Linked DNA regions of Homo sapiens: region 1 is linked to region 2. Evidence: chromatin contacts called from ENCODE Hi-C data. All regions are on one chromosome and are shown on one strand. Each heading gives the region's core, a stretch centred on a gene start or an enhancer-like site at or near the end of the contact. The rest is flanking DNA. Distances are from core to core; before and after follow the strand shown.

What was found. A loop is a pair of places that touch in the nucleus more often than their neighbours do. Pooled maps may share reads with other maps.
Region 1: a map of naive thymus-derived CD4-positive, alpha-beta T cell shows a loop between it and region 2 (7-fold over the local background). The contact joins two enhancer-like sites. A Hi-C loop is called at or near these places in 2 of 168 maps with a recorded cell type or tissue (K562 and naive thymus-derived CD4-positive, alpha-beta T cell) and 9 of 50 pooled maps.

The regions. Positions count from the first base shown.
Region 1 is chr3:42,550,153-42,557,856 of GRCh38, forward strand. SEC22C (SEC22 homolog C, vesicle trafficking protein) reads right to left here. Exons shown (of 7, transcript NM_032970.4): 5 at 7,426-7,544; 6 at 5,778-5,843; 7 at 1-3,296. The coding sequence ends at 3,096. Among named protein-coding and RNA genes, the nearest start is that of VIPR1-AS1, 21 kb to the left of the region's middle. Within about 2 kb of position 6,024, at least 3 of the 41 ENCODE cell types and tissues checked have a DNase peak (open chromatin) inside an H3K27ac peak, as active enhancers do.
Region 2 is chr3:42,636,287-42,643,889 of GRCh38, forward strand. NKTR (natural killer cell triggering receptor) reads left to right here. Exons shown (of 17, transcript NM_005385.4): 13 at 582-3,464; 14 at 6,215-6,310; 15 at 7,053-7,109. The region is part of intron 1 of ZBTB47-AS1 (ZBTB47 and NKTR antisense RNA 1); the gene reads right to left. Among named protein-coding and RNA genes, the nearest start is that of ZBTB47, 14 kb to the right of the region's middle. RefSeq lists enhancers at 1,807-2,036, 2,247-2,326. Within about 2 kb of position 2,430, at least 4 of the 41 ENCODE cell types and tissues checked have a DNase peak (open chromatin) inside an H3K27ac peak, as active enhancers do.

The DNA of each region.
Region 1 (7,704 bases), core at 4,774-7,273, 83 kb before region 2:
CCTTGATACAGTAGATGGGACTTAACACACTCTGATGCTCAAGGCCTTGCAGCATCTGATACCAGAAGGCACCTCTAAAGTTTTGTTTTCAACATTATTTCATCTATTCCCAGATCTAGTCCAGTGATGTCAGCTGCACAGGTAGCATTTAACTACTGGGAAAACAAAAGTGCTACAACAACAGTGAGTCCATGGTGGAGTGAGGATAACTCCTGGGATTTGGAACCAGTTTGCTGGTATCAAGGATCACACAAGAGGCTATAAACCTCCAACCCTGAACCAAGTCAAACCTAAGCCTGGGGATTTCCCTCGGATGAAATCACCAGAACTTCTTTCCTATTTTCAGTCTCTTCCTTCAGTGAGCTGAGGATTCTTTTAGCTAGCTGGATTTCAGTCAAACAATGTTTTTGTGGTCATTACTTGTACTGTTTTTCTAGTGCATCTTTTCCCTTTTGTTTGCAAAAGTCAATCTCACCCCATGTAGATGTTAACTGATATCCACACATTCGACCTGGTGTGGATAACATCTCTGGTAGTGCCTCGGTGGTCAGGAAGCATTACCAGGAAGGACTCATCTTCAAGGACCGTTTCTTTACTGCCTGCTGAATATGGATCATAGGCTCAGATGCCCAAAGCACCTGGGGTACAGGTCTACATGGCAACCCAATGCCACATAGGAAAAGAAAACAGTCCATTTTTAAGCCGTTCTTACCGACTTTTTTTTTTTTTTTTTTTGAGACGGAGTCTTGCTTTGTCACCAGGCTGGAGTGCAGTGGCTCGATCTCGGCTCACTGCAACCTCCACCTCCCGGGTTCAAGAGATTCTCCTGCCTCAGCCTCCTGAGTAGCTGGGGCTACAGGCACAAGCCACCGTGCCCAGCTAATTTTTGTATTTTTAGTAGAGATGGGGTTTCACCATGTTAGCCAGGATGGTCTCGATCTCTTGACCTCGTGATCTGCCCACCTCAGCTTCCCAAAGTGTTATTGACTTTTAAAGCTTTTTTGTTCTTCTCATTTAAAACATTTTACCTCCCCTCCTTAACTTCCCATTCTATTTCACCATCTCTTCAAAATTGTCTCCCAGAAAAACTGAAAATTCACCTGCTGGGTATGCAGAAAATTATGCAGATGTGAAATCAGTGTAGAGACAACTTTGGAGTTTATGTCTGAGTATGCTGCCAATATAATTTTCATATTCAGACTTTTTAGAGACAGGGTTTCACTCTGTCATGCAGGCTGGGGTGCAGTGGTGTGATTATAGCTCATGGAAGCCTCAAACTCCTGGACTCAAGGGATCCTCCTGCCTCAGACTCCCAAAGTGCTGGGATTACAGGCATGTGCCATCACATCCGGCTAATTTTTTTTTTTGTAGAGATGAATCTTACTATGTTGTCCAGGCTGGTCTCAAACTACTGGCCTCAACCGAGTCTCCTGCTTTGGCCTTCCAAAGTGCTGGGAATACAGGCATGAGCCATCATGCCTGGCCCATATCCAAATATTTTATGTTTGGTCAAAAATAGAAAATTCTATTATAAAAAATAAAGTTACTATGGCAACATTTTCCCAACATAGTTCCCAGTATATAAACTTATTTTTCTTAAAATGATAACAAGGTAGCTCAATAACAATACAATACCAGTGATAACCAAATATAATTGAATTTTTCTAAAACTACATTCTTACATTCCCTATCCACTCAACTCTTGTAATGGTTTTCCACTTTTAAAAACTATCAAAATAGGATTTTTAAAAATTTATCAAGACCACATAATGCAGTTGAACACTCAAAGTGTTCCATGCAACTGTGGTTGAACTATTCAGATTCCAGACTTCTACCAAGAACAATCCAAAGAGCAAACTCCCAAAATGACCTCCTGCGTGGTACAAAACAAGCCAGGCTGAAATTTCGGGAAACCTAAGGGATCTTATCCAGAACCATATTTTGGAAAACTGTGATCAATCAATTTTTTGACAGTGAAAGAGAGTAACTTTCCAGAGTATGTGTTAATTATATCTCTATCAAGCTTTAAAAAGTTAACAGATACTTAACTCTTGTTCATAAAAAATGAGGCCCTCAAGCTAATTAAGATGACTGGGAAAGGTGCAGAGGAGTAATTAATTTTGGAGGCGCTCTGGGAACAGGTACACAGGGTACAGTAGTCATCATCATTAAAACAACAGGCACTCAGCTCTACTGAAAAGGCTGATGACAGCAGCCCCTCCCAAGCGGATCTGTAAAGTGCCACTGAATCCATGTTCATTCACCTACTCCAGGTTGTGGTCAATTGTAAGTAATCCTGAAATTCTCATTTCTGCTCATGCTGACAAACTTATCATCTAGAAGTACTGGTTATTCAATTAATTTTTAAAATATTCGGATATACCCTGCAAATAAATATAAAACATCTCTGTACCCAAACAGTCCCACCACTATAAAAGGTTACATATAAATTAAATAAACTCAGATTTCTTAACCATTTTCTCAGCTTAAGTTTGCCCTCACCCTAAATGAAGTCCAATTTATATCCAAAATATAATTAAATATTCCAAAGGTATATCGAACCTAAGATATTGAAAAAATGTAAACAAAATTTATCTAGCTTACATTTATGAACCATATTTTTAGGTTTTTAATTCATCCTGTACTGACCCTCTGAAAAAAAAAACTAATCAAGTTATGTTTAGACTGAAAGCTGATTTGGATTTTAAAGTGGTTCCTTGGAGACAACTCTCAATGACTAAAACCAGTGTTATTGAATCAAGTGGTTTACTGTATCATTCAACTTAAAAGACCAAAATATTTCCTTTCTCTCTTCCAATAAAGCTCTTTCTGGATGAGCCCCCAGATCCAGCTGTCCTAGGTAAACGTGCTGAACTGGCTGGAGATCCTGCAGTAATGCTTGGCACAGAACCAAGGCTGGGTATCAAGCAACCTCATGACTTCCACTGCAACTGTTTAACATCCCCAATTCCTGGTTTTTCAGTCCAGTTGGCTGAAAAGGATGGAAACTGGAGTGTAAAGTAGAGAAGCAGAAAGAGAAACATAGATTGATCCTCAAAAGAAAATCAAAGAATCCATTCATCACAGTGTCATCCTCATACTCCACAGTCAGACTGCTTCTCCTGAAGCTGCCTTGTTAGTATCTGATATGAAGACAGAAAAGCCACTCCTATGTGGAAAAGGATTTGCCAGAGGTTCCTCAGCCCGTGCAGGTACATGTTGCCCAGGCAAATAAAGAGCAGCATAAGCACCACCTTCATAGTCCTGGCTGGACTGTAGAACAGGTACAAATAACACTGAAATGAGACCAGAAGAGGAATTCCAATCAGAGATAAAATGGCCACTAGATCATATGCAAAATTCACCTCCCACAGCTTCCATGAAGAGTGTCATTTCTCTCACATTAGCTGATTAAACTGAATTCATTACAGTAAAGCGTGGACCCACTGGTTAGGCTGCTAATTATTGGACGAAAGTGAGGATTTGGAAGATTAAAGGAAAGTGAAATAGATGTCACAGGAAGAATCAGTGCATGGCACATCTGAAAGAAGTTAAAGAAATAGACAGAAATGACCAGGCTGTTGGCAGTAGAGAAAGAAGAGCTGCACATAAGCTGCAGACAGCCAGGCTGCAGACAGGGGACCCTAACGTGACTGACTGGCCCCCCAGTGAAGTTTTTCTTCAGGGAGCCAGGACAGGCAAGCAAGCTGGTGAGAGAAAGCCATGCTTTTACTATTTTGGTTTCTCCTGAGCCACGACTACATTGAGCACCACTCTTCCCTTGGGCACCCTCCTTATCATGTCTTCCAAAGCATCTCTGAGTCAGGGAAAGGTCTCACAGCAGGGAGAGTGACTGGTATTTTGTGTATGACTATCACACATAAAAGGGGCCATTCTTGTTCTGCAAAAGGTGGAAACGGCATTTTGGTTCAATGCTTTGTTTTTTTTTTTTAAAAAAAGGACATCACTGAACATGGATCAATCTGACAAAGGTTCAATCTACAGAGGGAGGGAGTGAGCTATCCAACCAGGAACACAGTTGAAGGAATGAGGTGGAACTGTACAATCCCTGCAGTCCTAAAACATAGCTCTAGGAAACTGCCACTGGCTATGTCCAAGGTCTTGGAGACTTGTTTTCTAAAAAATGAATGCATTTTCATGGGTTGAAAATTTCTTTTTGCATAATCAGGTAATGCTTTTTCATTTTTTTTAGGCAATGTCTTTCTCTGTTGCCCAGGCTGGAACACAGTGGCGTGATCTCAGCTCACCGCAACCTCCACCTCCAGGGTTCAAGCAATTCTCATGCCTAAGCCTCCCAAGTAGCTGGGACTACAGGTATGCACCACCATAATCAGCTGATTTTTGTATTTTTATTATAATAGAGATGGGGTTCCCTAGGCTGGTCTTGAACTCCTGGCCTCAAGTGATCCACACATCTTGGCCTCCCAAAGTGCTAGGATTACAGGCATGAGTCACCACACCTGGCCTGGGTAATTCTTAAGAATAAACCATTCTAGGATGTATGTGGAAGAGAAGGAAAGCGTCCTAAGAACAGAAATTTTAATTTTAAAAAAAGGGAGAAAAAATATGTATTCAGAGACAGTGCTAAAATCCTAGTCCATACGGAGGACAAGGAAGGAGAATTAGAGCCACGCTTTCACTAGAATTAACTCTGCCTATGAGGGACTCAAAATCGCCTCTTTATGCCACCCCTTAGTACACAGCTTATATGAAAATAACTAATCAAAACCCTCTAGTTAATGTTCTAATGTTTGCTTCAGTTCCTAAAGAACAGGTCTGAGTCAGAAGGTATTACTATTTAAAACAACAACAACAACAACAACAAAAAAATCAGCAGTTCTTTGACCTAGTCTTATATATGTATATATTTTTTAAAAAATTTTTTGCAGAGGTCGGGCGTGGTGGCTCATGCCTGTAATCCCAGCACTTTGGGCGGCCGAGGCGGGTGGATCACAAGGTCAGGAGATCGAGACCATCCTGGCTAACATGGTGAAACCCCGTCTCTACTAAAAGTACAAAAAAAATTAGCCAGGTGTGGTGGTGGGCACCTACAGTCCCAGCTACTTAGGAGGCTGAGGCAGGAGAATGGCGTGAACCCGGGAGGCAGAGCTTGCAGTGAGCCAAGATTGTGCCACTGCACTCCAGCCTGGGCAACAGTGCAAGACTCCGTCTCAAAAAAAAAAAAGAAAAAAAAAGTTCAGAGATGGGGTCTTGCTATGTTGCCCTGGTTGGTCTCAAACTCCAGGCCTAAAGTGATCCTCCCACCTTGGCCTTGAAAAGTACTGGGATTACAGGTGTGAGCCACAATGCCTGCCTAGACCTATATTTTAAAAACTACATGTACACAGATGCTACTTTTATAGAAGGACATTTCTGTGCTTGGACTGTCCTAATAATAAGCACAAGGCAATATCTTGCCACTCACTAGTCAGGCCTAATCCAATCCCTATGTAATCTCATCCCTCCCTTCTGGGAAGTCAAATCCAAACTGCTGGTTTCTGTTCTGCTGCTGTCAATAGCCCCTTGGCCTTGAACAAGGGGCTTTCCCTTTATGAGCACAAAGTTCTTCCTCTGTAAAATGAGAGGACTGGCCAGGATGGGCCTAAGGTCCTCCACTAAGGGCTTGGTATTGTCCATGATGTGAACCATGACCTTGGTGGAACAAAAATCACATCTAGAAACTTGCTGATAGATGAACAGAAGAACAAAGTAAGGTCATGGATTTAATCCACTGACCAAAATATCGTTTCACCCACCTGGAAAATGCAGGCTACGAAAGGAACAAGAAAAGCCAGAATGTTTCCAATTTCCTCATGGGCAACCTAAAACAAATACAAGGAACACAAGGAAAGGGATATTTAGATGAAAGGAAACACTGTGACATAAAGCACTTTACTCTGCCTTCTGTCTGGTATGGTTGACAGTACAAAATCCCTGGCTGGGTGAGACACAAGTTCCTGTTTATGCACCAGATCAGGGTTAGCATACAATCGTTTTCAACAGCTTGGTCACAGCATGTGCCTCCTGTCCCCATGTGACTGTGCTAAGTCTGCAACCTGGAATGGGCCGCCAATCCCTCCACCTCTCAGAAACCTAAGCATCTGTTAAGACCTAGCTTTCTCTAATTCCTCCCATCTCCAGGCACTGCCGCCTCTTTAGGATTGCCACCATACACTGTTTTGGGCCATGAGAGCCCCCAAGGCAGGGACTATGTCTTAACCATCTTGCTGGCCAGGTACTAATTCTAATGTATACAAACAAACAGACAGTTGGTAAGTATCTGGCTAAGAGCAATCATAAACAATAAGAGTAGAAACCACAACACACATTGATCAAAGACAGGATGTGGTAACAGGCAGTTACCACTCATAACACAGGCCTGCTGCCATTCTCCAAACAGGTCAGTCTACATCAGTCTCCTGAGGTTCAACAACAGTCATGCTTCAGACTTTACCCACTATATGCATGGGTGTGAGTATGGTGGCACTATCTTTAAAAGTAATATCTATTTGTTGATGCTAATAATGGTTTTATACCTCCTCTTTTTTGTTTTTGTTTTCTTTTTTTGAGACGGAGTTTTGCTTTTGTCGCCCAGGCTAGAGTGCAGTGGCGCAATTTTGGCTCACTGCAACCCCTGCCTCCCAGTTTCAAGCGACTCTCCCACCTCAGCCTCCTGAGTAGCTGGGATTACAGGCATGCGCCACCACGCCCAGCTAATTTTGTATTTTTAGTAGAGATGGGTTTTCACCATGTTGATCAGGCTGGTCTCAAACTCCTGACCTCATGTGATCCACCCACCTCAACCTCCCAGAAGTGCTGGAATTACAGGAGTGAGTCACCACACCCGGCCGATACCTTCTTGAAATACTTCTCAAAATACTTCAAAATTTTAAAACTGTTTTTAAAAAGCACTGAAATAGTAAGTTCCTTTGAAATGAGCAGACCAGTGAAGGAACTTCCTAGTGACATATAATTCTTCGACAAAGACACAAGGAAGGTGGCATCTGCATTATACAAATCAGATTATGGGACAACCTTTTCTCAGGAGAAAAAGAACCTGAACCTTAAAATCAGAGAATGAACCTTTTGTCCTGGGTAAATAATCCAGTCCCTGGAGTGACTCCTGGGGTCCCAAGAGCCACAGGGTGGTCTAATGTCCTTGTAGCAAATTCTCCATTTCTTACCAATATCTTGGCAGGCCCCTCCTGCTTCTTAGGACAATAGACATAAAAGAGCAACCTTCATATTCATTCACTTACTACAAAGAATAAAATTTATAATAAAATTCATATTAGTTTTGAAAAATTATAAAACCTCAGTTTTATAGATAAAATGTATCCCTATCACTTTCTTCTATCATATGTCCTTCAATTTAAACTGTTTTAAAAAAAAAAAAAAGGTTACCTGTAAAGAATGTTCTGCAAGGTGAACTCCTCGAATGAGATTCAGGGCAGCACACATGATGTTGAGAATGAGGGAGAGGATACCCAGGGCTGTCACTGGTTCCATTCGGAAATTAGGAGCTTCACAATGGAAAAAAAACAAGTGTCTAGTGTAAGTAATTTCTACATGAAAGAAAAATAAACGAAGACATTAACTAGACCTACACTAATGATAGGTTCACTATGTTAAACATAGAATTACAAACATATTAATTGTAAAAGCAGCAGAAGTTAGAGGGAA
Region 2 (7,603 bases), core at 1,180-3,679:
GGACTTTCAGTTCTGAGCCTTGACATTAACACTCAGATTGTAACCTGTATCTGTTTTTGTGTACTTTTTCCTCAATTTCTGTTTTAAGTAGTTTACAGTCTTAGGGGAAATCTGGATTACCTGTCTGAGGTGGAGAAAAAACAAGCTTCATGCTAGTTTCAAGCAGCTATCCTGCATCTTCAGAAAATCAACAAATTGTTTGAGACCTTGGTTTGACTCACCCTCAAAAACTGTCCTAGAGGCAGAGGGTTGTGAGCAGATAACAGCCAGGAACTCTTGTGATTTGAGTTCAGCAGTGTTCTTGTGATTAGTTGGTTTGCTTTTCAAAAACATTTTCCTAACAAATGTAAGGTTCTTTGCTTAGCTTAAAAAAAAAATCCTTTTGTAAGTGAATTTGTTAGTAGTTCTTAGTGTGTGTCTCTGAAAGTATAACAAGACCAGGCCTATAACTCTGATTCACGCTTCCTGCGTGTGCTTAAAGTGTTAATGGGGTCAAGAACTTTGTTGTTAACAAAGCTGTGTCTTAAGGTGTAGAAAACATGCTTATAAATCACCGCATGAATATTATGTCCTTTCTATAGGTTAAGTGACCCCTGTTCAAGCCGATGGGATGAAAGAAGCTTGTCTCAGAGATCCAGATCATGGTCCTATAATGGATATTATTCAGACCTTAGTACAGCAAGACACTCTGGCCACCATAAAAAACGCAGAAAAGAAAAAAAGGTTAAGCATAAAAAGAAAGGGAAAAAGCAGAAACACTGCAGAAGACACAAACAAACAAAGAAGAGAAGGATTCTTATACCGTCTGACATAGAATCCTCAAAATCTTCCACTCGAAGAATGAAATCCTCTTGTGATAGAGAAAGGAGTTCTCGTTCTTCCTCATTGTCATCTCATCACTCATCAAAGAGAGACTGGTCTAAATCTGATAAGGATGTCCAGAGCTCTTTAACCCATTCCAGCAGAGACTCATACAGATCAAAATCTCACTCACAGTCTTATTCTAGAGGAAGCTCAAGATCAAGGACTGCGTCAAAGTCCTCATCACATTCTCGAAGTAGATCAAAGTCCAGATCTAGTTCCAAGTCTGGGCACCGAAAGAGAGCATCAAAATCACCAAGAAAAACAGCTTCTCAGTTAAGTGAAAATAAACCAGTTAAAACAGAACCTTTAAGAGCAACCATGGCACAAAATGAAAATGTAGTAGTACAACCAGTTGTAGCAGAAAATATTCCTGTAATACCACTGAGTGACAGTCCCCCCCCTTCAAGATGGAAGCCTGGACAGAAACCTTGGAAGCCCTCTTATGAGCGAATTCAGGAAATGAAAGCTAAAACAACCCATTTGCTACCCATCCAAAGCACTTACAGTTTAGCAAATATTAAAGAGACTGGTAGCTCATCATCCTACCATAAAAGAGAAAAAAATTCGGAAAGTGATCAGAGCACTTATTCAAAATACAGTGATAGAAGTTCAGAAAGCTCACCAAGGTCAAGGAGCAGATCTTCTAGGAGTAGATCTTATTCCAGATCATATACAAGATCACGTAGTCTAGCTAGTTCACATTCAAGGTCTAGGTCTCCATCATCTAGATCTCATTCACGAAATAAATACAGTGATCATTCACAGTGTAGTAGATCATCTTCATATACTTCTATTAGCAGTGATGATGGAAGGCGAGCTAAGAGGAGACTTAGATCCAGTGGGAAAAAAAATAGCGTTTCACATAAAAAGCATAGCAGCAGCTCTGAAAAGACACTTCACAGTAAATATGTCAAAGGTAGAGACAGGTCTTCATGTGTGAGAAAGTATAGCGAGAGCAGATCATCTTTAGATTATTCTTCAGACAGTGAGCAGTCAAGTGTTCAGGCCACACAGTCAGCCCAGGAAAAAGAGAAGCAGGGCCAAATGGAAAGAACACATAATAAACAAGAAAAAAACAGAGGTGAAGAAAAATCCAAGTCTGAACGGGAATGCCCTCATTCAAAAAAAAGAACTTTGAAAGAGAATCTTTCTGATCACCTTAGAAATGGCAGTAAGCCCAAAAGGAAGAATTATGCTGGTAGTAAATGGGACTCTGAGTCAAATTCAGAACGAGATGTCACTAAAAACAGTAAAAATGACTCCCATCCATCCTCTGACAAGGAAGAAGGTGAGGCCACATCCGATTCTGAATCAGAGGTTAGTGAAATTCACATCAAAGTCAAACCCACAACCAAGTCGTCCACAAATACTTCACTGCCTGATGATAATGGTGCTTGGAAATCAAGCAAACAGCGCACATCAACTTCTGACTCTGAGGGGTCCTGTTCCAATTCGGAAAACAATAGGGGAAAGCCACAAAAGCACAAACATGGGTCAAAGGAAAATCTTAAAAGAGAACACACCAAAAAAGTGAAAGAGAAATTGAAAGGGAAAAAAGACAAAAAGCATAAGGCTCCAAAACGAAAGCAAGCATTTCACTGGCAGCCTCCACTAGAATTTGGTGAAGAGGAGGAGGAGGAGATTGATGACAAGCAAGTTACTCAGGAATCAAAAGAGAAAAAAGTTTCTGAAAACAATGAAACCATAAAAGATAATATTCTAAAAACTGAGAAATCCAGTGAAGAGGACCTTTCAGGTAAACATGATACAGTGACTGTTTCATCAGATCTTGATCAGTTTACTAAAGATGATAGTAAACTCAGTATTTCTCCCACAGCTTTAAATACTGAGGAAAATGTGGCCTGTTTACAAAACATTCAGCACGTTGAAGAAAGTGTTCCCAATGGAGTGGAAGATGTGCTTCAAACAGATGACAACATGGAGATCTGCACTCCTGATAGGAGTTCCCCAGCAAAAGTAGAGGAGACTTCCCCTCTAGGAAATGCACGGCTTGATACCCCAGATATAAACATTGTTTTGAAGCAGGATATGGCAACGGAACATCCTCAAGCAGAGGTAGTAAAACAGGAAAGCAGCATGTCCGAAAGTAAAGTGTTGGGTGAAGTGGGGAAACAGGACAGCAGCTCTGCTAGCTTGGCTAGTGCTGGAGAAAGTACCGGGAAGAAGGAGGTGGCTGAGAAGAGCCAGATCAACCTCATTGATAAGAAATGGAAGCCCCTGCAAGGTGTGGGGAACCTGGCAGCACCTAATGCTGCCACATCCAGTGCTGTGGAAGTTAAGGTGTTGACCACTGTGCCTGAAATGAAACCACAAGGCTTGAGAATAGAAATTAAAAGCAAAAATAAAGTTCGGCCTGGGTCTCTCTTTGATGAAGTAAGAAAGACAGCACGCTTAAACCGTAGACCAAGAAATCAGGAGAGTTCAAGTGATGAGCAGACGCCTAGTCGGGATGATGATAGCCAGTCCAGGAGTCCAAGTAGATCTCGAAGTAAATCTGAAACCAAATCAAGACACAGAACAAGGTCTGTCTCCTATAGTCACTCAAGAAGTCGATCGAGAAGTTCCACATCATCTTATCGGTGAGCAATATTCTCTTTCCTTTCTTCTCCCAAGGAGAGTCTGTTATTGTTTAGCTTGGAAGAATATCAGAATTAGGGACAGAATCACTATTTCCAAATATCTGAAAGGAATAAGAAGTCTTGTTTTGTGTGATTCAGAGAGTAGATTGAAAACTTAGGGAGAGGGAATTTCAGGAGGAGAAATTTGGGCTGGGTTTACAAAACTATTACTATCAGTTTAAAGCTCTCTGTCACTAGAAATGAGTTCCCATGATAGGTGGTAAATTCTCCATCTTTAAAGGTGTGAGGCTGCTTCTTGCCAGTCAAGTGATGCCTTAGAAGGGAATCCTGAATTGACAGAATATATAGAATTTGCAGATCATTAATCTAACCTTCCATTTTACACATGTGGAAGTTGAGGGCCAGAGAGACAAAGTTACCTGCCCAAGACATGCATCTTAGTTTAGATGGGGCATAGGGATAAAAATGATCATCTTTAGATTTTTGTTGTTGTTTGAAAAGCAATAAAAGAATTTAAAACACCTTTTTCTCATCTTTGTCACTCTGCACCTTCATGAAAAGGTTTTTTGTTATTGTTATAAATTGCATCATAACTTGTCAGCATAGAATGGATAACAGAGATGAGAATTAAAAACTAAAAATATTTGTGATGGTAATAGGAAGTTAGTAAGCAGTTGTGTTGCATTCTTTTTCTTGTAAATATTTTATGGTTTTACCTGTTTCTTAATTATTCATATCCCTTATTTTATTGTGCTTGATATTCATCATTTGAACTGAAAATACCATAAGAATCTTTGACGTTTGTTTCCTTTCTAGTTATTCATCAGTCTTTCTTCCCTTGCCTACCCAGACTTCCTAAAAAAGGAACCGCCACGTGCCATCTATACTCGGTCTCCCATTTTCTCCTCGGCTGTGTGCTTGCTGCCTTCTGTGCCTTCCCCTCCCCGCATCTCTTAGTTTACTGACTAAGACTTTCAGGTACTTCTGATGGCCAGTACCATGGCGTATTTTCAGCCTCACTTCTGGAGCCCTCTGCTAGCTCTCCTTTCTCCCACTCAGGCCATTTCGTCCCTGTGTTCTAGGCTTCTCTTCTTCCTCATGGCCTTTTCTCTCTGAGTTCCTGTTGATAGATGCAGTTGCCTATTGAGCGACTCCAGCTTCCTGTCTGCTTATGATCTGCCTTAACCATTTACACAGAGACAGCTCTGAGCTATTCGTGATGCTGGCCACTCTTCTCATTTACCTTCCCACCTCTGCCTTGGAGTGGGTGGTATTTCAGTTTGTAATGAAGACAGCAAGGCGTAGAAAGGCTAAGGGACTTGTTCTAGGCTATGCAGCTAACAGGTAGTAGACTGAGATGGATAAGCCTGGGTGCTGCCCTGCCTCCCTGTTTTGGTTACCTGCCTGGGCCTGACACCCCCATTAGGCTGTGAACTCCTTGAAGTCAGGAACTGTGTGTTACTCATCGTTCAGTCACCTCACAGGGTCTGGCTTTATTATTTTTGGTTGAATAAATGACTACAATCTTATTAGAACATAACGTATTCATTTTCTTGCAGATATACTGGAAGCAGGTCATGTCTTCCAAAACATAGTGCATACTGAATAAAACCTATGGTGATATTACATAATGTCACCTGTACACAGAGGTATTGTTCTGTTCCTGAATGACAGGCCTAAAGTAGGGGAGAAGGGTGGGGAGCCAAGTGAATGCAGAGGGGCAGAATTGTACTGCTTACATTTTTGCTTGTTTTATTAAGTATTAGACATAAAAAATGATAAAAGTATAAAAAGCTATATAATACATACTCATGTACCTGCCATCTAGCTTAAAAAATAGATCTTTGGGCCGGGTGTGGTGGCTCACACCTGTAATCCCAGTACTTTGGGAGGCCGAGGTGGGCAGATCACAAGGTCAGGAGTTCAACACCAGCCTAACCAACATGGTGAAACCCTGTCTCTACTAAAAATACAAAAATTAGCCGGGCGTGGTAGTGCGTGTCTGTAATCCCAGCTACTCAGGAGGCTGAGGCAGGAGAATTGCTTGAACCTGGGAAGCAGAGGTTGCAGTGAGCCAAGATCGCGCCACTGCACTCCAGCCTGGGCGACAGAGCAAGACTCCTCAAAAAAAAAAAAAAAATAGAGCTTTGATGTACCAGTGCCACCCCTAGGTGCATGCCTATGTCCCAAAGTTAACCATTATTCTAAACTTTGGTTATAATTTTGTTGTCTTTCTTTATAGCTTTACCCCAAGTGTTTCTATCTTTATACAATGTTATGTTTGCACTTTTTATTAAGTAAAATACTTTTATATATATAGATGTTCTACATTTGCCTTCTTCATTCAACATTGTGTTCTAGAGATATATCCTTGCTGAAACATGTAGCTGTAGTTCATTTTCTTCAGAATATTTCGTTATATATCTCTACCTTAATGTTTTTTTAACCCATTCTACCATTAGTGGAGATTTGGTTTATTTTCTTCTCAGTGTTATTGGTGTTATAAATCAGGCTTCTATGAACATACTTGTGCCAATCTTTTCTTGTTTTTCTTTATTTTCTTCTGTTTGATTTTAACCATGGTTGTTTTGAGAGTTCCTCATTAGCTGACACTGTCATATCCACTGTGAGGAGTTTGTGAGAGGCCTTTCTTCTTGTTGTGTTTTCCCCTTTCTGCCCTACCAGTAATTAATTTTAATATCATGATGAGTCAACATAATTATATATTTTTTCAATTGCTTTAATTGTAGATCAAGAAGCTACTCTAGAAGTCGGAGCAGAGGATGGTACAGCAGAGGCCGAACCAGAAGCCGGAGCAGTTCCTACCGGAGTTACAAAAGTCACAGGTGAGCTTGTGATCTCACCCTGTGATGTGGTCTCCATCATGTCCACTTTTTAAGGCTACATAGGCAGAGGGGGTAGTTGTTGAGAAGAATCATGTCATTACTGAATATACTACTGGCCTATTTTCTCATGTAGTTTTTTCTATGTAAGAGCTGTGGAATTCTTGACTATTCCTCTGTTGGGATCTTATCAGAGTGAGGCAAGAGGAGCAGTAGAAATATTTAAGAAGCCTTGACCCCTACCTCCACCTCCCCCACATGCATCTTCCTTAACCTAAGTTTTACATCTGCATTCACCTCTTGACATGGGTTAGAGATTGGGATAGGAAGATTGTAGAGAGGGGACCAAGAGGAAGAAGTATATATATGGTGGGAAGGGTGGCCCCAGATTTCTAGTTCTCCTAGCTTCTTTCCCTCTTTTGCATCTGAGGTATTTTCTACTGCTGTCACTTCACTTTACTTACAAAGGTCCTACCTGTACAGACCTTTCCCCTAACTCCACCCAGTTTAGAGCCTCCCTAGTGACTATATGCATCTCAGAGAAGAACTGCATAAAACTTGATCTTATGAAATCCAATAGGCTTTTTAAAAAATCCAATATACTTTTGATATGAAAACAAAACAAATGTAGCTGTGGGATTTCACTGTATTTTCACCTTGATGGGCAAATAAATGTCTAGATATTTGGTATAGCCTGTCCTGCCCTGATCTATAAGATGATGGTCCTTCATGTGATTAATATTAGGACGTCCAGCAGGAGCAGATCCAGGAGCAGCTCATATGATCCCCACAGTCGATCCAGGTATGAACAGGGATTGGGAAACCACCAGTGGGGCAGAACTGAAAGATCTTGTTTTGTAAACTGTTTGTTCAAAGTGGTATTTTATTGAGTAACTAAATGCATATATTTGTCTCCTGAAACCATACCTTTTCTAAATGAGGTCTGTTCGACAAGTTTTATCTGTTGGCCCATTGTACTCCAGTGTCAAAAATGACAATATCAAATTGTAATGGCAGGTGTTTATTGAATATAATTGCCTACAGAGATCCACCAGGTTCAAACTAACTCGTTAACTTTGTGATATTTTTCAATGCAGAAAAGAAATTAACATTTTTCTCTTTAATTATGGTAAGTCTCATTTGGGGCAATTGTTAAATGTTTCCAGTACTTGTTTTGGAAATATATCCTCATGCTGTCACCTAGTGCCCATGTTCTAAGCTAGAACACTCCTGAGATCCTAAAAAGAAATAGGAACATATGAGTATCTGAGTGGGAAAATTTAGTGTTTGTTGTTG